Linked DNA regions of Homo sapiens: region 1 is linked to region 2. A link is an interaction called in ENCODE POLR2A ChIA-PET data of the cell type or tissue named here. Cell type or tissue: HepG2. All regions are shown on one strand. Each heading gives the region's core, and the rest is flanking DNA. Links, peaks and the distances in the headings are about the cores only. Region 1 holds the start of LOC107985085 (a long non-coding RNA gene). Region 2 has its middle 24 kb from the start of ETV4.

Region 1 (12,093 bases), core at 4,112-8,111, 110 kb before region 2:
CCTTGGCCTCCTCATGGGCTTCTCTAATTCTTGTCCCCACCATCTCACTGAGTCCATCAAGCAGAAGCAAAAACAGAACATGTGCTGTGGTTTGTAGTTTTCAAGGCATATTTCACATATTTTACCTCATTGACTCTTCCCAGATCATCCTGAAGCATCGCCGTCAGGATCTCTGCAAAATGAGTGAGCTGAGTCTGAAGCTCAGGGTGACTGACTGTCCTGAGCCCCAGAGCAAGAAAACAGGAGCATCTCTGCCTCCCGGCCCTGTGCATTTTCTCCGGTGACCTGAGGCCTCTCAGTTCCTCCCACTGCCCCTAGTCTGATTCGCATCCTGCCCTTCTGCTGCTCAGGAAGCAGCTCTGGCTCCCCAGCGATCAGATCCAAGTGCCTACACCTGGTTTCAAGGCCCATCACAGGCCACAGCTTGGAATCATTCTCCCCCTCCTGGATTTCCTGCATTTCCCAGACTTTCCATCAACCCAGCTGGGCTCCTCTCTGCCTCTCATCCTCCCTGCCTCCCTGCTTGGATGCAAGCTGTCTCCCTGCACAGCACCCCTTATATAGAGTGGATAGCACAGGGAGGAATGGAGGCATGCCATGCCTGGGGTCCCTCCAAACCCCCATGCCTGGCATCACTCCCTCAGCCCCTGCCAGGTCTCCTTCTCCAGGAAGCCTCCCTGCCCTTCAGTGAGTATCCAGTGCTCAGCCAGGCGGTCACAGCCTTTTGCTGCTCCTCTCCTGCCCTGCCCCCACCCCTCACACACACACTGGCCTTTGGTCCCTTTCTGCCCAGCAACTCAATCTTTTGGTGTTATTTGTATTTGTATTACCCTATCTGTCGAAAGGGGTCGGGTGGGGTGGGGGAGAGGGCTGCCACCCCCCATGTGGAGCCCACCGTGAGACCATGAACAGAATGGGGGTGACTGACAGGGCTCCTCTGCCACCTTGGCTGCTGGGGGCAGTGGTAGAAATCACCACTGGCTATTGTGACCTCCAAAGGCACTTGTCACTACACAGTGACACAAAGGTTGGTTTCCGGCTCCTCCCCGTGGCCAGCATATCCCTGGGATCCAAGACAGGTCCGCATCATACTGCCAGGGGATCCTCGGGGTTAGGCACCCAGGAATGGATGGGATGCAGGCAGGGCTGGGACTGGTGGCTGGCTCTATTGTGCTCTGATGCTGCAGGAACAGACCAGATGTCATCCAGGGGCCCGGAATTTGGGGGGCGCCGCTGGGTGTGGCAGCATCAGAAGCCTCAGATCCGCATCTCCATCTGCCACAGGTGAGCTCTATACCTCTGAGCCAGTGGCCTGTGGGAGTGAAATAATCAGAGCCACTTTGAGGTCAGAAGGTACAACAGGGGTGAAGGATTGGGGTGGGGGAGGGGTTGGGGGTCCTGGAGGGCTGGTGCTGTGTTTCTGCCTTCACTCCTGACATCCTCTTGCAGTACAGGGTGAATATTTTTACCCACATCTTGCAGGTGAGAAAATAGAGGCCTGAGAGGCTGTGCTGGGAGTTCACACAAGATTCTTAGTCCTGGCACCACAAGAGTCACATGCCAAGTCCCAGGCTGCATCCAAACCAATTGAATCAAAGCCTCAGGGGAGCGGGACCCAGGCAACAGTATTTTTATGGTCCCCATGTGATTGTGGTAGGGCAGTCAGTGGGGAGAAGGGAGACTAATGGCTCAGACGGCACTTTGCAAACTTTCAAGTTGTGCAAAGTTCCCTTTGTGTCTTTGTGTAGCTCCTAATCCACGCTGAGCCTCCGTCCTCATCTGTAAAATGGGGATAATACGGTTCCTTGAGTTGATGAGTTGAAGTGCTTTCTTAATTAACATTGCAACTTGACCACCCGGCACTCTTGGTTCCCTTTTCCCTGTGTGGAGGGTTTGTTTCTGTTTTGCCATAGCCCTTACCACGTGTGAACATATGATATATTTTACCTATTCAGGATTTTCATTCATCAGTGCTTGACACTCCCCTACCTCTGCTAGAACACCATATGCATGAAGGCCAAGATCTTCATCACTGCTTCACTTTTATTCTTTCCTGTATCCCAAGCACCAAGCAGCACAGTGTTTGGCACACAGTAAAGTGCTTAACAAATAGCTGTTGAATGAATGAATGTGCCTGCCACCATCTCATACATGTTACAGGCATCACTGCTGCTGCTGGGCTTGTGGTCTGGTCTGCAGCCTTCTCGCCTGAACCGCTCACCTCCCAAGCTGCTTGCAAACTGAATAAAGCTCTCCCAAAGTCAAGCTGATCGCTCCTTTCCCTGAGAAACATGCCTCTGTCCCTGCTTCTTGGGGTCTCCCCAGCCCACCATCTCCCCTTGGACACAGAGTGCCAGAGCACTAGCAGGGAGAAGTGGCAAAGTTTCAAGATTTCATTTGTAATTCTTTTCAGATGAAATGTCAGAAATATTAGAAAGGCAGAGTCATAAATCTGATCCTAATATAGCATAGAGCTTATTAATGAAGAATAAATCACCAAGGGAAACCTCCCCGGGGTGCTTCTCCAGGGCCTGTGGGGAAGATGGCATATTTATGTGCAAGCGTAGCGGGTCTTTTACCTTCTCAGATATATGGCCAAGGCAGATTTGTCAGGGCAGTAGCCTTAACATCAGCCAATTATATTTTTTTCTAGTAAAAATTAATCTATTCTATAGAAGTCTCCTAAGCATTTATTGGATTAGGATCACATCCAAATGTAGAAAATTAAACACACACACAGTGCACACCACGGCAGGACTCTGAGAGGCCCTGAAATGGAATGACAACCACCCCCGCCGACCTCTGCTCCCTGCCAAGATATTCTCCCAACTGAAAAACTCAGAGTGAAGGAGCCAGAGGGAACAGCCTCATTGCACAGGTGGAGAAACAAAGGCCCAGAGAGGGGATAGGCCTTGCCCAGGGTCACCCAGATTGCTAAGGCTGACATGAGACAGGAACCCCAGGTCCGGGCTGGGTCTGGTGGCACACACCTGTAATCCCAGCACTTTGGGAGGCTAAGACGGGAGGATTGCTTGAGCCCAGGAGTTTGAGTCCAGCCTGGGCAGCATTAAAAGACCTCCATGTGTACAAAATATTAAAATAATACAAAAATCATCTGGGCATGGTGGTGCACACCTGTAGTCCCAGCTACTCAGGAAGCTGAGGTGGGAGGATCACTTGAGCCCAGGAGGTTGAGGCTGCTGCAGTGAGTCTCAATCACACCACTGCACTCCAGCCTAGGTGACAGAGACCCTGTCTCAAAAAAATGTTAAAAAGAACCCCAGCTCCTTCTTCCCACCTCAAAAGATGTCCACATCCCAATCCCCTAACTGTCCCAATGTGAATATGTTACCTTATGTGGCAAAGGGAACCTTCCAGGTGTGATTAAATTAAGGATATGAGGATGGAGGGATTTATCCTGGACTATCCAGATGGGTCCAATATACTCAAAAGCGTTCTTATAAAGGACAGAGGGAGGCAGGAGAGGCAGAGGAGGAGATGTGATGGCAGAAGCAGAGGCTACAATGACACGGGGCCATGAGCCAAGGAGTGCGGCAGGCTCTAGAGGCTGGAAGAGGCAAGGACCAGATTCTCCCTGGAGCCTGCAGAAGCACTGCAGCCTGCGGGCACCCCGCTTTTCAAACTTCTTCCCTCCACAACTGTCATAGTCCGTCTGTGTTCTCTGAAGCCACTTGGTTTATGGCAGTTTGTTACAGCAGCACTAGGAAACTCACATAGTGTTAGAAGGAGAAGCATTGCCAGGGAAACTGCACCTGGCAGTGTAGGCTTCCCTCTGTACTCAGTGCTAGGGAGGTACCCTTACCCTGAGGGTCACCCCAGATCACCCCAGAGTCATGTGGCTCCTCCTCTCCAGAGGCCACAAGGCCACCACCCCCTGCCTGCTCTTCCCTCATTCATGACGTTCTCACCCTCACGTGCTGGGCTGCAGCGGGGTCTCCCACTGTTTTCTTAGTCCCCCAGACTCCTGCAGCTTTTCTGCAGCCTGACCTCCTTCCAGATGGTTTTCCCTAGTACCTCACCTTTCCCCATCCCTCCTCTCAAAGACGCTAAGGAAAGAGCGACTTGCACCCAGGGCTTTTTCCCGCAGCCCCTCCCTGGTTCTCAGCCACTGTCTTCGGTCACCTCTCACTGCCTCCGGTCACCTCTCACTGCCTCGGGAGCCTCAGAACACCAGCCTCCCCTTCCCATCTCCGCTCTGGGGGCCTGCTCCAGTCTGGTGATTCCTCTCTCCATCTCCCAGCACTTGGGGACAGTTATGTCACTCAGAGAGCTCCCAGGGAAGAACCTGAAGAACAGACCCAGATAGAGGGGAGAGAGGGCAGTGGAACCTTATGGAAAAAGGGGCAGGTAGCCAGTGGCTGTGGTGCAAATGTTCTCGAGTGTGGCCCCCGGCCTGCCTAGCCTGGCTGATGCTTATTAAAAGTGCATATTCGGCCAGGCACAATGGCTCATGCCTGTAATCCTAACACTTTGGGAGGCCGAGGTAAGCGGATCACTTGCAGTCGGGAGTTTGTGATCAGCCTGACCAACATGGTGAAACCCCATCTTTACTAAAAATGCAAAAATTAGCCGGGTGTTGTGGCAGACACCTGTAATCCTAGCTGCTTGGGAGGCTGAGGCAGGAGAATCGCTTGAACTCAGAAGGCAGAGGTTGCAGTGAGCTGAGATCACACCACTGCACTCCAGCCTGGGCAACAGAGTGAGACCCCGTCTGAAAAAAAGAAAATGCATATTCTGGCTGGTGACGATGGCACATACCTGTAATCCCAGCACTTTGGGAAGCTGAGGCAGGAGGATCACTTGAGCCCAGGAATTTTAGTCCGGCCTGGGCAACATGTCGAAACCCTGTCTCTACAAAAAGCACAAAAATTATCTGGGTGTGGTAGCACACACCTGTGGTCCCAGCTACTCAAGAGGCTGAGGTGAGAGGATTGCTTGAGTCCAGGAGATTGAGGCTGCAGTGAGCTGTAATCAGGCCACTGCACTCCAGCCTGGGCAACCAAGCAAGATCCTGTCTCAAAAAAAAAAAAAAAAAAAAAAAAGGCCGGGCACGGTGGCTCACGCCTATAATCCCAGCACTTTGGGAGGCCAAGGCAGGTGGATCACGAGGTCAGGAAATCAAGACCATCCTGGCTAACACGGTGAAACCCCATCTCTACTAAAAATACAAAAAATTAGCCGGGCGTGGTGGCAAGTGCCTGTAGTCCCAGCTACTTGGGAGCCTGAGGCAGGAGAATGGCATGAACCTGGGAGGCAGAGCTTGCAGTGAGCCGAGATCGTGCCACTGCACTCCAGCCTGGGTGACAAAGCAAGACTCTGTCTCAAAAAAAAAAAAAAAGGTCAGGCTTGGTGGCTCATGCCTGTAATCCTAGCACTTTGGGAGGCCAAAGCAGGCGGGGCTGATCACCTGAGGTCAGGAGTTCAAGACCAGCCTGACCAACACGAAGAAACCCCATCTCTACTAAAAATACAAAATTAGCCTGGTATGGTGGCACATGCCTGTAATCCCAGCTCCTCAGGAGGCTGAGGCAGAAGAATCGCTTGGACCTGGGAGGGGGAGGTTGCGGTGAGCCGAGATCGCACCATTATACTCCAGCCTGGGCAACAAGAGCAAAACTCGGTCTCAAAAAAAAAAAAGTGCATATTCTAGTTGGGCATAGTGGCTCATGGCTGTAATCCCAAAAATTTGGGAGGCCAAGGTGGGAGGATCTCTTGAGACCTGAAGTTAAAGATCAGCCTGGGCAACATCACAAGACCCCAACTCCAGAAAAAATTTAAAAATTAGCCAGACATGGTGGCGTGCACCTGTAGTCCCAGCTACTTAGGAGGCTGAGATAGGAGGATCGCTCGAACCCAGAAGTTTGAGATTGCAGTAAGCTATGATTGCACCACTGCACTCCAGCCTGGACAACGAGACCCTGTCTCTAGAAAAAAAAAAAAAGGCACGTATTCCTGGACACCCCTCTCACCAATAAACACATCCTTGCCAGAGCAGAATCTCTGAGAGTGGGCCCAGGAGTCTTCAGTCTACCATGCTGCTGGGATGTGTCTTATACAAAAATCAGGAAGTAGGCCGAGCACAGTGGCTCGTGCTTGTAATCCCAGCACTTTGGGAGGCCAAGGCAAGCGGATCACCTGAGGTCAGGAGTTCGAGACCAGCCTGGCCAACACGGTGAAACCCTGTCTCTATTAAAAACACAAAAAATTAGCCAGGCATGGTAGCGGGCGCCTGTAGTCCCAGCTACTCGAGAGGCTGAGGCAGGAGAATTGCTTGAACCCAGGAGGCAGAGACTGCAGTGAGCCAAGTTTGTGCCACTGCACCCCAGCCTAGACAACAGAGTGAAACTCCGTCTCAAAAAAAAAAAAAAAAAAAAAAAATCAGGAAGTAGAAAGAGAATGGACTTTGAAGTCAGGGAGCTCTGGGCTGAACTCCTAGCTTTCCCCACCTCCTAGTTGTGGGAATGCTCTTTATCTTCTCCAAACCTGTGTTCTCTTCCATAAAGCTGGGGGCTCTGATCTGCATGTGGCGGGAATTATGAGGATTCAGATAAACAGGGAAAGCACAGAGGCAGATGCTGCGGACGCCCTCCCGCATCTTCTGGGGGTCCCCTCATCCTGGAGCCCAACGGACCTAACTTCTGACAGCCTGAGGGCCCCTGGGAGTGCTGAAGAATGAGTGTCCCACCCACTCCATCCAGCAGCCTTAACAAAGGACGGGGATGGAGTTGGTGTATAAGTACCCGCTCCCTCATCCTTCCAGTGGGATAACTCTGAGGTGCAGGTTCCATGCTGGCTCCTGAGTTTCCCAGCAAAATTAAGCTTCCGTCACCCGCCGGGGTGCCCTTCCTGACAACACGCCCCTGTAAGCTGCCTTCCTTCCCTGGGTCACCTCCCTACCCTCCTACTGGAGCTTCCTGTGAGCATCCCTCAAACAAACAACTTGCCCTCAAGTACTTGTCTCAGGTCAGCTCCTGCGGGACCCCAGGCTAACATAAGCCTGGCAGCCTGGAAATGAGCCTTTTTTTTGAGACAGTGTCTTGCTCTGTCGCCCATGCTGGAGTGCGGTGGCACAATCACAGCTCACTGTAGCCTCAACCTCCCGAGCTCAAGCCATCTTCCCACCTCAACCTCCAGAGTACCACCATTCCTGGGTAATTGTTCTCTATTTTTTGTAGAGACGGGGATTTCGCCATGTTGCCCAGGCTGGTCTCAAACTCCTGGGCTCAAGGGATCCACCCGCCTCGGCCTCTCAAAGTGCTGGAATTACAGGCAGGAGCCACCACGCCTAGCCGTGAGTTCTTTTTCCTCTCCTCGTCTTTGACTGTCAGTGTGGAGACCAGGTTGGCCCAGACCAAGCAAAGCCACCAGAGGGCCTGGATAGTGCTGTGGCTTGCAGGGATACATAGACACTGATGTCCGGGACCCAGCAAGGACAGTGTCCCCTGACTGTAAGGATGCCATCGAAGTCCCAGGAAAGGCAGCTCACCCTTCCCTTCCCCAGATCCCCAGTATCTGCTAGTCAGGAAGCAGAGCTATAGGCCCATCCACAAGAATCCCCTAATCCCACATCCCTCAGTCTGAAATTGGCCCTAACCACAACTTTCCCTATCTTCATCTTTCTTTCCTAGTTCCTCAGACACAAAGCAAACAGCCACTTCCCCGCTCCTCAGAGACACCTTGCCTCTAAATCTTGAAACTGCCAAGCCCCAGCTGGCTAGGCCACTGGCCACATGAATTCTAGTCCCCAGGGGCACTGAAGTCACCTCCCAGAGAAATCCCTATGATTTCATCTTCTATTTAATCTTTATTTCTCCTCATACTTTTCAGAACTTCAAATAATTTCTCGTTTGTAGTAACTAGGAAGCCATAAATCGCCCCTTTATGTCTAAGGAAAATCAATTGTTATTTGACATTTTACCTTAATATTCCCGACTTCCTTCAACTGTAATAAAGCTTCCATCTGCCTTTTATTTTACAGGCAATTAGTAAGTCACCTTTTTAAAATTTCTCCACATTTTCTATCAAATGAATGCTAGGATTGAAAGGGGAGAGCTGTTTTATGGGATTGAACTCACTGAGTAGAAGGGATTTATCTGTAGCCTTCGAGGTACCAACACTCATTAATGGGTTTTATTGATTTGGGGGCTTTTTAACCCTTAGCAATAATACAGGTGTCACCTGCCCAAGGCAGTTGGGAGGGGGCAGGGATGCTGGGAGGGGCTGTGAGGGAGTCCACACATTTCTGAGCCCTGGGCCCAAGCTAGAAAGGCAGAGAAATGAGATCTAACCCTTTGAAGTGTGATCACGCTCAGTGCAACCACACCCTCAGAGGTAAATCATAGCCCAGACACCCTCTTTTTCCTGGAGACAAAGTTGGAGTTTTTTGGGTTTTTTCTTCAAATTACCCAGGGGAATGCAATGCTTTTGCACCCCTATCATGGGATCAAAAGAAAGAGGCCCATTGTTGGGGTTCAAGGCCCTGGGCTTGGTCTGCCTCTTTTAGCCCTGGGGTTGTGGGCAGGCCAGGGAAGGAACCTCTGAGACTCAGTTTCCTACGATGTGAAGTGGAGAGAAGAATCTCCTCTTTAGCCACCTCTCAGGGCTGCTGGTGTTCGCCCCCAGACCACGTCTGTGAGAAATGCTTAGAAGACTATGCAGGGCGTAAGAAACTACATAAGGAACCAATGAGAATCCTAGTCACAAATGGAAACCTCAGTCCACAAACTCCAGAACGAAACCTTCCTTGCTTTTCTAGAACTCATCTTATGGGTTCTGTACCCCCCATTGCCTGGGCTGGTGGAACTCTGGTGCCAGTCTTTCCCTAGCAATTTCTCCAAAACCCCCCACGGCCTTTTCCACCATTCCCCTTCCTTGAAGGCCGCCATTTGACACTCAGAGCCCAGGAAGCCTTTCTTGGTCCAGACAGCAGGACTGGAAGCCTTAGAGCTGTCGGCAAGAGATGTGAGTCCTGTAGCTGAGGACAGTCCAGGCAGAGTATGAATAAGACGGCAAAAGTAAGTCCAGAAGACATTAATGGTAGACTTTGGGTGGCAGGTGTATGGGTGCTCACTATAAAATCTTTTCAACATTGCTATACACTTGAAATTTTTCATTAAAATGTTAGAAGGGAAAAAAAAGGCTTATTCTGGGGCAAATCCCCCAAGGTAGGGTACCCGCCTGTGATGGGAGAAAGGAACGAATGTGAGCAGAGGAGGAAGGCAAGGGGCCCTCTGAATCTAGACGAATTTGTTTGTGGGACCTGCTACGTTATTTGTGGGCCCAGTGCAAAATGAAAATTTGGGGCCCTTCCTTCATAAATTAAGAATATCAGCTAGGCACGGTGGTTCATGCCTGTAATCCCAGCACTTTGTGGGGCCGAGGTGGGTGGATCACCTGCGATCAGGAGTTCGAGACCAGCCAGCCTGGCCAACATGGTGAAACCCCGTCTCTACTAAAAATACAAAAATTAGCTGAGTGTGGTGGTACATGCCTGTAATCCCAGCTACTCAAGGAGCTGAAGCAGGAGAATTGCTTGAACCCAGGAGGCAGAGATTGCAGTGAGCTGAGATCACGCCATTGTACTTTATCTTGGGTGACAATAGTGAAACTCCATTTCCAAAAAAAAAAGAAAAAAAAAACAGTATCAAGATGGGACAGCAAAGCATTAAACTACGTGCCTTTCTTATCTTAGAGCCCTGGGTCCTGCATGGTTGCCCGGCCATGAAGCCAGCCCTGTCTGCTTGGGTTGAGAGGTCTATTTTGACCAACCCCTTCTGACCCATCTCTCCATTTCTAATCTTACAAGAACAATACACTGAACCTAGCATTTGATGCAAGTGAACAATAAGTGAGTAGGTTGGGACCTTTTCTTTTTTTCTTTCTTTCTTTCTTTTTTTTTTTTTTTTTGAGATGGAGTCTCACTCTGTTGCCCAGGCTGGAGTGCAGTGGCGTGATCTCAGCTCACTGAAACCTCTGCCTCCCGGGTTCAAGCGATCCTTCTGCCTTAGCCTCCTGAGTAGCTGGGACTACAAGCACGCACCACTATACCGGCTAATGTCTTTTGTATTTTTAGTAGAGATGGGGTTTCACCATGTTGGCCAGGCTGGTCTCTAACTCTTGACCTCGTAATCTGCCCACCTCAGCCTCCCAAAGTGCTGGGATTACAGGTGTGAGCCACCACGCCCAGCCAACCTTTCTAATAATAATAATATTTACTGCTCACATGGCCTTCACCGTATGCCAGGCACTGATTCAGCACCCCATGGACATTAACTCATTCAAGCCTCCCAGCAACCCTGTGAGACAGGACTATTGTTACTCCCATTTCACAGATGAAAACTCAGAGGCACAGAGAGAATAGGTCACTTGCCTAAGCTCTCAGAGCTGGTAAGCGGTAGAGACGAGCTTTGCTCCCAGGTAGCTGGGCTCCAGAATCATGCTTTTAACCACTCCACTCTGCCGCCTCTCCAAAAAGATAGTCAGGACAAGCCTGACAGAGATGGCCCCCTGGATGGAATTTTTGCTGGTCCCAGGAGGGCAACCTTCTTGGCATGGCTATAGCGCTCAGTGCTTCTCAACTGCAAGGTCACCACACACCATCTTGAACTGAGTCACAGGTGTCACATTACTAGTCAGAAAGAAGCAAAGTCTGTGAATAATTAAACTTTTTAAAAAATGAAATCAGATTCAAGCAGTGTCCTCTCACATATTTGTATCTTAACTGGCTTTTCAGACTGCAGGAACAGCCAGCACCAGAGATATCTCCTGCAAGGCCTCCTAGGTGGGTTCTTGGAAGAAAGGAATGCCAATGAATATGATTGCAAGGTGAGGCAGGGCAGGAGACGCAAGAACTGCACCGCTAACCTTATTAATAGGGATTGAAGAGTGCTGAATTTATAAAAACAATGCTTTTGGTTTCACAGGCTCCCGCTCTCATTACACCCGCCCCAGGACACCACGGACACCTGGTAGCCACCAGTGGAATTGCAGGCTTAGTGTCCAGAAGGGTCTTTCTCACATTAGCTAGAGACGAGAGAAGCGGCGTCCTCAACTCCAAGAATCCCGTATTCCCCAACCCACATCCTTCAGTCTGAAAGTGCCCCTAACCACTACTTTCCCTACCACGTCTCCCTTTCCAAGTTCCTCAAACGCAAAGCAAACAGCCATTTCCTGCACCTGTGTGCAGTCGTAGCAGTACGTAGGAGATCCAATATGCCTGGGTGAGTCAGGAGAACTCCCTGAGATCATGGCCCTTGAGAATGGGTAGGAAATGGCCAGGGAGACAATAGGGGAAGGGCATCCTCAGAAAGAGGGGACAGATTTGGGGGCACGCCTTGTAAGAAAGAGCTCCAGGATGCACCCGTGATTATTGTTTCATTTTACCCTCACAAACAACCTTGCCAGGGAGATAGTATTGCTCACATTTTAAGGTGTGGAAGTAAAGATTCAGGAAAATGAGCTTACCTGCCCAAAGTGATCTGACAGGTAAGTGGCAGGGCCGTCTTGTCTGATGTGAGTTGAGGAGGATTTCAGCTGGTAGAGTTCGGGAGTAATTCTGGATCACCTGGGGAAAACAATAAACATACAGGGCGGCTTTCAAGTGCTCGCACTACCCTTGGCACCGAAGCCTGCCCAGTCCTTGGGGCACAGCCAGGAGGATGAGGGCCCTTCCTACCAAGGTGGCTGCCACCGACTGGCTGGGCTGCACTGCATGCAGGCCAGAGGGCCGGAAAGATGAGATTTACGATGGCCATGGCCTTCACGACTTAATGGTCAGGAGTTGAGCTATTTTATCTTATCAGACAGTTTTGCCTAGAAATAGCCACAGACCTTCATTCCAGGATGGCTTTTAGTCATGAGGGGGTGACCTGCAGGTCTCCTAAATCATGTTAATTCCCAGGGCAGCAGGCTGTGCTTTCTTTTCTCTGCAGTGTCTTTCACCATTCCCCAGCCATTTGCTTCTCTGAAGGAAAGTCTCTCCGGGGCCAGCAATGTTGAGGAATGCAGGGTGTAGGGGAGCAGAAAGGCCACTCTGGTGTGGCCTGACTTGGGACCATCTGTCCACTCAGACAG
Region 2 (11,866 bases), core at 177-4,176:
AAATAAATAAATAAATAAATAAATAATAAAAAACCTACCATTTCCAAGCTCCTTTTTTGTGCCAGTGACCACGATAAATATGTTATACATACCTTGTCTTGTTTGATCCTAAAAGCAACACTGTGAGGGAGATATTATCGGCCCTCATTTTACAGATGAGGAGACTGAGGCTCGGAGAGGTAAAGTGATGCCCAGTTTCACACAGCTAGAACGAGATGACCGTGAAACTCCGAGAAAGCTCCCCTAACTCTAGAGCTCAGGCGGCCTGCCCAGGAATGAGTATTCATTATCCTCAGCTACATCAGGCTCCATCTTCACAGGCCTCTGCAGTTGAGGGGGTCACTGAGTTGAAGGGGATGAGAGAGCGAGGTCTCTAAGGAACACCCCTGCCCTACTCCTGGGATGGGAGTGGAGGAAGCCTCACCCTAGCCTCTGGGCTCACCATGCTGACTTAGGGCACATCAGTGCTTTCTGAATGCTCCCTGAAATGCCAAAGAAAAACCACCAGACCCTAAAAAAGGCGTAAACTCATGACTCAGAGGAACCAGGGACTCGACTCCTGTGTCTGGGGCATATTTGTCAATTTATTCTTTTACCACTAAACACCCCCCACCAACCTCCCAGAGTCCATGGCCAATCTGAGGGGGTGAATGAAGACAGAGACCCATCTGGTTCTCATACTGTTAGGAAAAGTGATTCTCCTGGTGCGTTCCTGTGTTATAGGAACAGGACCAGCCCAGTTCCAAAAATTATATATTCATAAAATTGCTTATAAGCAACCCCCACAAACATATTAGAACATCTTTCACAACCCCCACTGCATTTAACCACTCCTATCCCCATAACAGCTGACTTCCCATAAGCAACACGGGCAGCAGCAGGAGAGAAGGAAGGGGGGAGCTGTGAGGATGCCCTTTACCTCTATCTGGGGATATGTATCTGTGATCAACTAATCTTAGCTTAGCTAATCTTAGCTAAGCTAATCTTAGCTGATTCGTGTGAGCTTTGTGGCTTCTTGAAGCACAGTCACCCACCTGTGGGCCCTGGAACTGTCCCAAATAGACCAGGAAATTGTCAATATCTCCCCTACAGTCGGCTGATCTAGATGACATAAATACCGTGGCTCTGTGACTCCCGTTTCTAAAGAGAGACTGTAAAACTCAAAGATTAAACAATAGCAATAATAATAATAAAGGGTGCATGTAGTCACTGGACAGAGAGTTCACCAGCAAAAGGTTGTGTCCAAAAGCAAATGAAAGGAGGAAAGGCACAAGTCTTGCTCCCTGCAACCCTCTGCCCAAGCCAGGCCCTGTCAAGCTCACCCCAATTCCATGTAAACATGCCCCCTTTTAAACTTACTCTAACATTTTCACATTTATTTGCAATGCATCAGCATGTCCAAATGTCCTTTACTGAAGACATTGTCACTGTCTGTTGGTGACGTTCTTTAGCAGCAGCCTTGGCTCTGTGAGACAAACTCAGCAGCTACACACACAGACACAGACACAGACAGACACAGTATGTGCAGCCTGGTGCTGCTGGTGACAACAGGCATGGCACAGGCTGTGCAGCATTCCCAGAACCAGCACACACTATCACAAGAGCTGCTCTCCTACCAATGTGCTCCCAAGTTTTTCTGTTTAACATAGCTTTACCCTGAAGCCCACCAGCCCACCACAGTGTCCCTCGTTCCCTGCCCTGCTTGATGACAGCGAGCTGGAAGAGTCGCTGAAGCAGTGTGCAGGCCAAGCGAACGCCACTGTGCCACGCGAACGCTATTGTGCCATGCGCTTTACCTTATCTTCAGCCGGTTTCTTGGGGACAGGTTTCGCTTCCTTTTAAACTCTAGAGGAGTGGCTCCTGCTAACTGGCAGGACGGTGTCAGGAGGCCTGGTCAAGGGCAAGGCATTGACCTCTAGCTCCCAACACCCAGGTCAGAGCAGGTGTTATAACTCGGAGGGAACTGAGGCAGAGACCTCCAGCTCATTTCTCTGTGGGCCAGAGAGGTGTCATCTCTAGGCAGCACCCCAAACAGAGCCTCAGGCCAACCCCACCTGCTGACCACCTAGGAGGGAACACGTGCACCCCAAAGCACCAGTTTGAACAGGCAAGTGGCACAAAGAAATTAGACAGCAGGTACTCCTCAATATGGTGTGGGGAGACCCAGGGGCCCAGCGAAGCTGCAGAAGCTGCAGGCTCTGCTGCCGACTGAGTTGGGGCAGAGGCTACTCTGGGCCTCGAGAGGGTTAAAAACTTGCTCTTGGATCCATGGCTCCATTCCAAAGGGTCTCCGTTAACACCAGAGGTCTCCTGATATCTCACTCTCTTTAATAGATTTTTCCCATTGACGTCTCAGTTTATTGACTATCATTTCCTTTTCTGCAGGGGAGCTATTTTCTGGGTCACTGATCCAACCAACTTAAAAGGGGTTGCATTGATTAAGTTTTATTGGTGGTGACTTGCACAGAGATGGGCTGATTTGCTCCTACCTGCTAACAGCTCCTTTGTTCCCCCTCCCAGCCCCCACCCACCCTGTTGACTTATGAGAGGGACAAAGCTGGAGCACTTAGGTGGTGAGCTTTATGAAGTGATGGGGAACTCCTGGCTGCCTTGCCTCAAGGTCTCTGCAGAGTTAGGTTAAAGTCCATTTAAAAAAAAAAAAAAACTCTAAAGAATTGACGTTCACAGAGCTGGAGTAAAAATAGAAGCAAGTCCAGAAAGTCACCCATTCATTTAGTGAGCCTTTCCTGATCACCTCCTATGTGGGATAATCATAAATAACACCTTAGTGACGTTTGCAGGTTTCAAAACTCTTTTGAACATATTATCTCACTTGATGCTTGTAACTGAGTGATAAACACAATGATTATTATTCCTACTTCGTGGATGACAGCCCAGAAGCAAAGAGAAGAAACCTGTCCTAAATCACATAGTTAGCTAATGGCAAACTCAAAAATTTAAACCAAGGGTTGTTTGACTCCAGAGTCTCCATCCTCCTCTACTAAGAGTTCAAGGGGCTACCAAGAGGAATTAGGCAAAATCCTTTCCTTTTTTTGAGATGGAGTCTCACTCTGCTGCCCAGGCTGGAGTGCAGTGGTGTGATCTTGTCTCGCTGCAACCTCCGCCTCCCAGGTTCAAGTGATTCTCCTGCCTCAGCCTCCAGAGTAGCTGAGATTATAGGCGTGTGGCACCATGCCTGGCTAATTTTTGTATTTTTTTAGTATAGATGGTTTTCACCATGTTGGCCAGGCTGGTCTCGAACTCCTGACCTCAAGTGATCCGCCCACCTGGGCTTCCCAAAGTGCTAGGATTATAGGCATGAACCACCACGCCCAGACGGCAAAATTCATATTTGATGTAAGTATATGATTATATCATATACTTTGATATTGATGCATGTGCAGTGCATGTACCACTAATTGACAAAGGGGAGATGGGAGACGTGGCAGTGGAAACCCTGGAGGTGTCTAGTTCAACCCCCCACAACTTACAGGTGAGAAAAAGTGAGTCCCAGAAATGTAAAATAGTTTGCTCAAGGTCAAACAGCATTCATTCATTCATTCATTCATTCATTCAATGTGCCAGATACTTGTATTTGGTCTCACTAGAGCCTAAGAGGGTTCAGCAGAGGAGTGGCTGGTTGCCTGCAGGAACACTCATCTATATAGAGATAGCATCTGTAGGCAGCCTTTGATCCTTCTCTACTCTGAGTCACTGATCTCTTTTCACCACAGGCCCTCCTGCCCCAGTCCATTACCACATTCAGAGTAGCCCATTTCCGACCAGGACCCCAAAGCTCAAAGCCCCCCAACTTGGTCTTGGTTCAACATTGGAATGCCCCTCCAGTCCCACTTTTCTCCCTCATCCTGTGCTGCTCAGGTAAACCTTGTCTAAAAGGACAGCTGTGCCAGGCACGGTGGCTTACTTGGGGAGGCTGAGGCAGGTGGATCACTTGAGATCAGGGGTTCGAGACTAGCCTGGCCAACAAGGTGTAACCCCATCTCTACTAAAAATATAAAAATTAGGCTGGGTGCAGATCCCAGCACTTTGGGAGGCCAAGGTGGGTGGATCACCTGAGCTCAGGAGTTCGAAACCAGTGTGGCCAATGTGATGAAACCCTGTCTCTACTAAAAATGCAAAAATTAGCTGGGTGTGGTGGCTGACGCCTGTAATCCCAGCTATGTGGGAGGCTGAGGCAGGAGAATCGCTTGAACCTGGAAGGCGGAGGTTGCAGTGCGCCAGTGCACTCCAGCCTGGGCGACAGAGCAAGACTCTGTCTCAAAAAAATAAAAATAGGGCCAGGTTTGGTGGTTCACGCCTGTAATCTCAGCACTTTGGGAGGCCGAGGCGGACAGATCACGAGGTCAGGAGATCGAGACCATCCTGGCTAACACGGTGAAGCCCCATCTCTACTAAAAATACAAAAAAAAAAAAAAAAAATAGCCGGGCGTGGTGGCGGGTGCCTGTAGTCCCAGCTACTTGGGAGGCTGAGGCAGGAGAATGGGGTGAACCCGGGAGGCGGAGCTTGCAGTGAGCTGAGATTGCACCACTGCACTCCAGCCTGGGTGAGAGAGTGAAACTCTGTCTCAAAAATAATAATAATAATAATAATAATAATTAAAAATAAAAATAAGGCTGGTTGTAGTGGCTCATGCCTGTATTCCCAGCACTTCGGGAGGCCAAGGCGGGCAGATCACCTGAGGTCAGGAATTCGAGACCAGCCTGGCTAACATGGCAAAACCCTGTCTCTACTAAAAATACAAAAATTAGGCCCGGCATGGTGGCTCACGCCTGTAATCCCAGCACTTTGGGAGGCTGAGGTGGGCAGATCACGAGGTCAGGAGATCGAGACCATCCTGGCTAACATGGTGAAACCCTGTCTCTGCTAAAAATACAAAAAAAAAAAAAAATAGCTGGGCGTGGTGGCGGGCGCCTGTAGTCCCAGCTACTCAGGAGGCTGAGGCAGGAGAATGGCGTGAACCCGGGAGGTGGAGGTTGCAGTGAGCCGAGATCGCGCCACTGCACTCCAGCCTGGGTGACAGAGCGAGACTCTGTCTCAAAAGAAAAAAAAAATACAAAAGTTAGTCGGGCATGGTGGTGGGCACCTGTAATCTCAGCTACTCAGGAGGCTGAGGTGGGAGAATCACTTGAACCCGGAAGGCAGAGGTTGCTGTGAGCCAAGATTGCACCATTGCATTCCAGCCTGGGTGACAAGAGCAAAACTCTGTCTCAAAAAATATATATAAAATAATAAAAATAAATAAATAAATGAATTAAAGGACTGCTACAGCTACCAGAGCTCTTCTGAAAGCAAAATGCCAATGTGTGCAGAACAAGAATCAATTGTTAGAATTCAGTTCAGCCACCATGAGTTATGGGTGAGAAGTATGCGTTTGCAGGAGTGAATATTTGTGTAATGACTCTGGCATAGGAGGTGGGATGGTGAGGAACTATGTGGGTGTCTGTGCAGTTCATCCTGTCCATTCTCCTGATTGTGTGCTCATTCATTCATTCATTCATTCAGCAAGCTTCTAGGCCAGTATCTCCTGCGAGGCAAGGACTGCACTAGGATCTGATGATTCAGAGATGAATAAGACACAACCTGTACCCAAGAGAAACTGATGGCTGAATGTGGGAGAAAAACACATGGGCAAAGAATTATAGCTCAGTGTGGTGAGCATCACAGTCAAGATATTTGCAAGGGATGGCTGGGCGTGGTGACTCATGCCTGTAATGCCAGCACTTAGGGAGGCTGAGGCAGGTGGATCACTTGAGGCCAGGAGTTTGACACCAGCCTGGCCAACATGGCAAAACCCCATCTCTACTAAAAATACAAAAATTAGCCAGGCGTGGTGGCACACAACTATAATTCCAGCTATTTGGGTGGTTGAGGCACAAGAATCACTTGAATTGGGGAGGCAGAGGCTGCAGTGAGCTGACATCATGCCACTGTACTCCAACCTGGGCGGCAGAGCAAGACTCTGTCTCAAAAAAAAAAAAAAAAAAAAAAAGATATTTGCAAGGGAGAGGAAATGGGAAAGCACATCATAAAAAGCAAAGTATGAACTGAGGACATAACAAGGACAAATAAGGGTTCAACAAGTAGGCCAAGAGTGAAGGAGGGCTGGGTGTGGTGACTCATGCCTATAATCTCAGCACTTTGGGAGGCCGAGGTGGGCGGATCACTTGAGGTCAGGGGTTCGAGACCAGCCTGGCCAGCATGGCGAAACCCTGTTTCTACTAAAAATATAAAAATTAGCCGGGTGTGGTGGTTGGTGCCTGTAAGCCCAGCTACTCAGGAGGCCGAGGCAGGATATCGCTTGAACCTGGGACGTAGAGGTTGCAGTGAGTTGAGATTGCACCATTTCATTCCAGCCTGGGTGACAGTGTGAGACTCTGTCTCAGAAAAAAAAAAAAAGAGAAAGAAAGAAAGAAAGAAAGAAAGAAAGAAAAGAGTGAAGGAGGATGTTCCAAGCAATAGAGAGAAACATGCAGAGGTGTGGTGTGTTCTTGGAAGGAAAACAGTCAAGTTCAAGGGAGGGAGAGAGAGGAGCCCACAGAGGTGGGCCAGGAGATCGCACTGGGCAGGCTCTGCTGCTGGAGACTGAGACTGGGGGAAGCCCGATCTCCAGAAGGGCCAAGCTGGGTGACAGAGGGTGGAAGGAGGGAATGTTCTTTCTCAAATCTCACCAACGAGACCAGTTGTTTTTCACAGAAAAGTCCCAAAGACAGGCCCTTATTCTTTGGGCCACCATAACTACGCCCAGTTGTGAAGTGTGTTCCCTTGGACAGAAGTCTTCTCCCAGCTCCAGCTGAAATCACCACATTTCAACCTTCTGCATCCCTCTGTCTTTCTCACTCTCTCCTTCAGGCCCCTGTAATGCAAAATGTGTGTTTTGTTCCCTCTGAATGAGAGAATTAAATCATCTGAATAAAATAAATGTCTTCTCGTAGGCAGGAAGCTTGACACATTTCAGACAGAATTGCAGCAAACCCTCCAGAAACAAATAGAGGGCCTGAGATCCACCCAAATGAGCAACAGCTAAAAGGGTCGGCCCGTTACCAGAACCCGTTTTCTCTGCATAAATCTGCAGCAATCAAGGGACATGCATTACAAAAACACATAAAAGCTGCTCACTGGAGGAGCAGCAGCAAGTGTTTGCCAGGCACTCGAGCCAGAGAAATGAGTCCCAGCACCTCTGCTGTACCACACACTACACACGTGCGCCCACACAGGCCCCCAGAAAGTCCCAAATCGCAACTCCAAAGGGAGAGGAAAGTTTCTGGGCTCTGTTTTAGGGTGGTTCTCACAGACTCACACACACACTTATACCCACTTACACACATCTCACACATCATACATATACACACATATACACAATCATACCCATGCACAGGTACACACACACCCATCATATCTACACACACATCTCGTATACAACCCATACATATACTGACACATACTCATACACCTCACTCTCACAAACACAATCATAACCACTTGTACATACACACAGCTCACACCACACATATCCTCACAAATACATCCACTCATGCATACACAAAATTAACACGTTCACTCACACACACTTCCCACCCACAAACACACCATTAATACACCCTACACTCAATCACAGTTGCTCACACATGCACACACATCTCACACATGCATACTCACACATAAACACCACACAAACATCTCACACACACACCACACATATACACTGTCACACACATACACTCACACATTTTCTGCGCTCCAAGGAAGCAAACTTTTTTTTTTTTTTTTTTTTTGAGACAGAGTCTTGCTCTGTCGCCCAGGCTGGAGTGCAGTGGTGCAATCTCGGCTCACTGCAACTTCCATCTCCGGGGTGCAAGCGATTTTCCTGCCTCAGCCTCCCAGGTAGCTGGGACTACAGGCGTGCACCACTATGCTCAGCTAATTTTTAAATATTTTTAGTAGAGACAGGGTTTCACCATGTTGGACAGGTTGGTCTTTAGCTCCTGACCTCAAGTGATCCGCCCATCTCGGCCTCCCAAAGTGCTGGGATTACAAGCATGAGCCACTGCACCCGGCCAACCAAAACTAGCACTTTCTTTTTTTTTTTTTTTTGAGACGGAGTCTCACTCTGTCGCCCAGGCTGGAGTGCAGTAGCGCAATCTTGGCTCACTGCAACCTCCGCCTCCCTGGTTCAAGCGATTCTCCTGCCTCAGCCTCCTGAGTAGCTGGGATCACAGGCGCACATCACCACGCTTGGCTAATTTTTGTATTTTTAGTAGAGACGGGGTTTCATCATGTTGGTCAGGCTGATCTTGAACTCCTGACCTTGTGATCCGCCCGCCTCGGCCTCCCAAAGTGCTGGGATTACAAGCGTGAGCCACCGCGCCCGGCAAAACTGGCACTTTCTATGTCAAGGTGCCAGATGTGTATGGATGAGAGGACCTTCTGTCCCACCTGCAAGGCTTGTGGGTGATGTCCTTTGCTGCTCAGCACAGCAATAGTGCTTGGATGACATCAGTTCTGCTTCCTGTCCCTAAAACTAAAAGTGAACACTAAAAGTTTACTGCTTCACCAAGATGGCTTTAGGGCTATTTCTTTTTCTTTTTTCTTTTTTTTTTTTTTTTTTTTGAGATGGAGTGCTGCACTGTTGCCCAGGCTGGAGTGCGGTGGCTCAATCTCGGCTCACTGCAAGCTCTGCCTCCCGAGTTCACGCCATTCTCCTGCCTCAGCCTCCCGAGTAGCTGGGACTACAGGCGCGCCACCATGCCCGGCTAATTTTTGTGAGTGTGTATGTGTGTGTATTTTTAGTAGAGACGGAGTTTCACCATGTTAGCCAGGATGGTCTCGATCTCCTGACCTTGTGATCCACCCGCCTCGGCCTCCCAAAGTGCTGGGATTACAGGCATGAGCCACTGCGCCCGGCTGGGGCTACTTCTATGTACATTTTATTGGATTAGAACATCTGCCTAGAAATGTACCCAGTGTAGGTCTGATGCCTTTTCACGAAGTCCATTCCCAGATCAAGAGACAGAACGTTTCCTCAACCCCAGAAGCCTCCATGTGTCTCCTTCCAGAGGTAACCACTCTCCTGGCTTCTTTATTTATTTATTTATTTTTGAGATGGAGTATTGCTCTGTTGCCCAGGGTGGAGTGCAATGGCGCGATCTCGGCTGGCTGCAACCTCTGCCTTCCAGGTTCAAGCGATTCTCCTGCCTCAGCCTCCCGAGTAGCTGGGATTACAGGCACCCACCATCAAGCTCAGCTAATTTTTGTACTTTTGTAGAGACAGGGTCTCACCATGTAGGCCAGGCTGGTCTTGAACTCCTGACCTCAGGTGATCTGCCTGCCTCAGTCTCCCAAAATGCTGGGATTATAGGCATGAGCCACCGTGCCCCGCCCACTCTCCTGGCTTCTAATAATAATAGCACAGATTAGCTTTGCCTGGATTTGAACTTTATATAAATGTAACTAGAGGTGCACTTGGATGACCCATAATGACATCCACATCAGGAAATTCAGCACACTGCTGCTGCAGGAAACAAGAGCATAGAGGAGCTCTAGTCTCTCTAGAAGCCAGACTTTGTGCTGCAAGATGTGGGCCCTGGAAAAAGGGATGTCATGTACAACTTAGACTCTTTCCTTCTTGAGCATTTGTTCAAAGTGGATTGAGACTCAGGAGATCCAGATGAGAGGCCCAGTTCTGCCGTGAACTCCCTGGTAAACCTGGATAAGTCACTTTGCCCCTCATCTGTACAACAGGGGTGAGAATGATAATAACTGAGGTTTCTTGAGCACTTGCTATGTGCCAAGGACTGCTCCAACTCATTTATCCTCTAGACCAGGGGTCAGCAGTTATGGCCTCCTACCTGTTTGTGTACAGCCTGCAAGTTGAGAATCATTCTTACATTTTTAAAAGGTTTGAAAAAAAAAATCAAAAGAATAATACTTCACAGCTGGGCGTGGTGGCTCAACCTGTAATCCCAGCACTTTAGGAAGCCTAGGTGGGAGAATCCCTTGAGGCTAGGAGTCGAGACCAGCCTGGGCAATGTAGCAAGACCTCTGTCTCAACAAAAAATTAAAAAATTATCCAGGTGTGATGGCATGTGCCTGTAGCCCTAGCTACTTGGGAAGCTGAGGCAGGAGGATCACTTGAGCCCAAGAGTTCCAGCCAGCAGTGAGCATGATGGTGCCACTGTGCTCTAGTCTGGGCAACAGAGTGAGGCCCTGTCTCTCTCTTTTTTTTTTCTTTGAGACGGAGTCTCGCTCTGTCACCCAGGCTGGAGTGCAGTGGTGCGATCTCAGCTCACCGCAACCTCTGCCTCCCGGGTTCAAGCTATTCTCCTCCCTCAGCCTCCCAAGTAACTGACACTATAGGCCTGTGCCACCACACCTGGCTAATTTTTGTATTTTCAGTAGAGATGGATTTTCACCATGTTGGCCAGGCTGGTCTCAAACTCCTTACCTCAAGTGATCTGCCCACCTTGGCCTCCCAAAGTGTTCGGATTACAGACGTGAGCCACCATACCCGGCTGACCCTATTTCTAAAAAAATAAATAAATAAACAAATATTGGGTACTGGGCTTAGTACCTAGGTGATGAAATAATCTGTACAACAAAACCCCGTGACACAAGTTTACCTATATAACAAACCTGCACATGTACCCCTGAACCTAAAAGTTAAAAAAAGGAATAATACTTTGTGACATATGAAAATTACATGAAATTCAAATGTCCGTGTCCATAAATAAAATTTTGTTGGAACACAGTCATGCTCATTCATTTACATCTATGGCTGCTTCCAGAGTAGGTATGACAGAGACCTTATGGCCCTCAAAGGCTAAAATATTTACCACCTGACCTTCTATAGAAAAAGGTGGCTGGGCCGGGCACAGTGGGTCGTGCCTGTAATCCCAGCACTTTAGGAGGCTAAGGCGGGTGGATCACCTGAGGTTAGGAGTTCAAGACCAGCCTGGCCAACATAGTGAAACCCTATCTCCACTAAAAGTACAAAAATTAGCTGGGCGCAGTGGCGGGCACCTGTAATCCCAGCTACTCCGAAGGCTGAGGCAGGAGAATCACTTGAACCCAGGAGGCGGAGGTTGCAGTGAGCCAAGATCGCACCATTGGACTCCAGCCTGGGTGACAGGAGCGAAACTCTGTCTCAAAAAAGAAAAGAGAAGAAAAAGGTGGCTGACCCCTTCTCTAAACTGTGTTCTAACTCCCCTCTCACTCTAGACATTCTTTTTATCATCCCCATGGCCCAGATGCAGAGAGGTTAGATCACCTGCCAGGGAAACCCATCTTGGGGTGGTAGCAGGCGGGCTGGCTCCAGTTCACTCCCTCCAGGAAACACCCTATGTGAGGCTCTCTGAGGTGGTAGACATGGCATTGCTTTGCAAACTGCAGAGAAGTTTACAAATGCTAGATCTGTACCTCCCTTTCCTCCTGGTAGGCATCAGTGACTGAATCTACACTCACTCCCCAGATCAAAATGCCCCAACACCCTACACATACCACACCCAGCCCAAAGACCTCCTGATATGATTAATTAGCACTTTTTCTACAAGCTTCTACTTCGGAAGGAGAGGGTTGAGTCTACCATACTCTCCGTTCATGGCCTGTTGTCATAACTGGTCTGTGTAGTGCCCTGCTCTTGGTTTCATTCATTCATACATTCCCTTTTTTTTTTTTTTTTTTTTTGAGACAGGGTCTTCTCTGTCACCCAGGCTGGAGTGAACTGGTGAGATCAGAGTTCACTGCAGCCTTGACCTCATGGGCTCAAGCAATCCTCTCACCTCAGCCTCCTAACTTGCTGGGACTACAAGGACATGCCACTGTAATTTTTTTCATTTTTTTGTAGAGATG

The links. Peaks named below come from ENCODE experiments on the same cell type or tissue, not always from the same donor. Only the 100,000 strongest peaks of a DNase experiment are listed, where the experiment ranks them.
Region 1: POLR2A ChIA-PET joins it to region 2 with 8 read pairs; 27 of 35 experiments call an interaction of 5 or more read pairs at or near these places.

Annotation. Positions count from the first base shown.
Region 1 is chr17:43,679,757-43,691,849 of GRCh38, reverse strand. It overlaps LINC02594 (long intergenic non-protein coding RNA 2594), which reads right to left. Exons shown (of 4, transcript NR_184089.1): 3 at 11,485-11,584. LOC107985085 (a long non-coding RNA gene) reads left to right here and starts at 1,087. Exons shown (of 3, transcript XR_001752895.2): 1 at 1,087-1,284. RefSeq lists enhancers at 257-757, 758-1,258. In HepG2, for the core only: a CTCF peak has its summit at 7,392 (motif pointing right); a DNase peak (open chromatin) is centred at 6,459; H3K4me3 peaks cover 389 bases; H3K27me3 peaks cover 1,509 bases.
Region 2 is chr17:43,564,442-43,576,307 of GRCh38, reverse strand. No RefSeq gene overlaps it. Among named protein-coding and RNA genes, the nearest start is that of ETV4, 24 kb to the right of the region's middle. In HepG2, for the core only: no CTCF peak of the experiment used is centred there; DNase peaks (open chromatin) are centred at 2,587 and 3,677; H3K4me3 peaks cover 944 bases.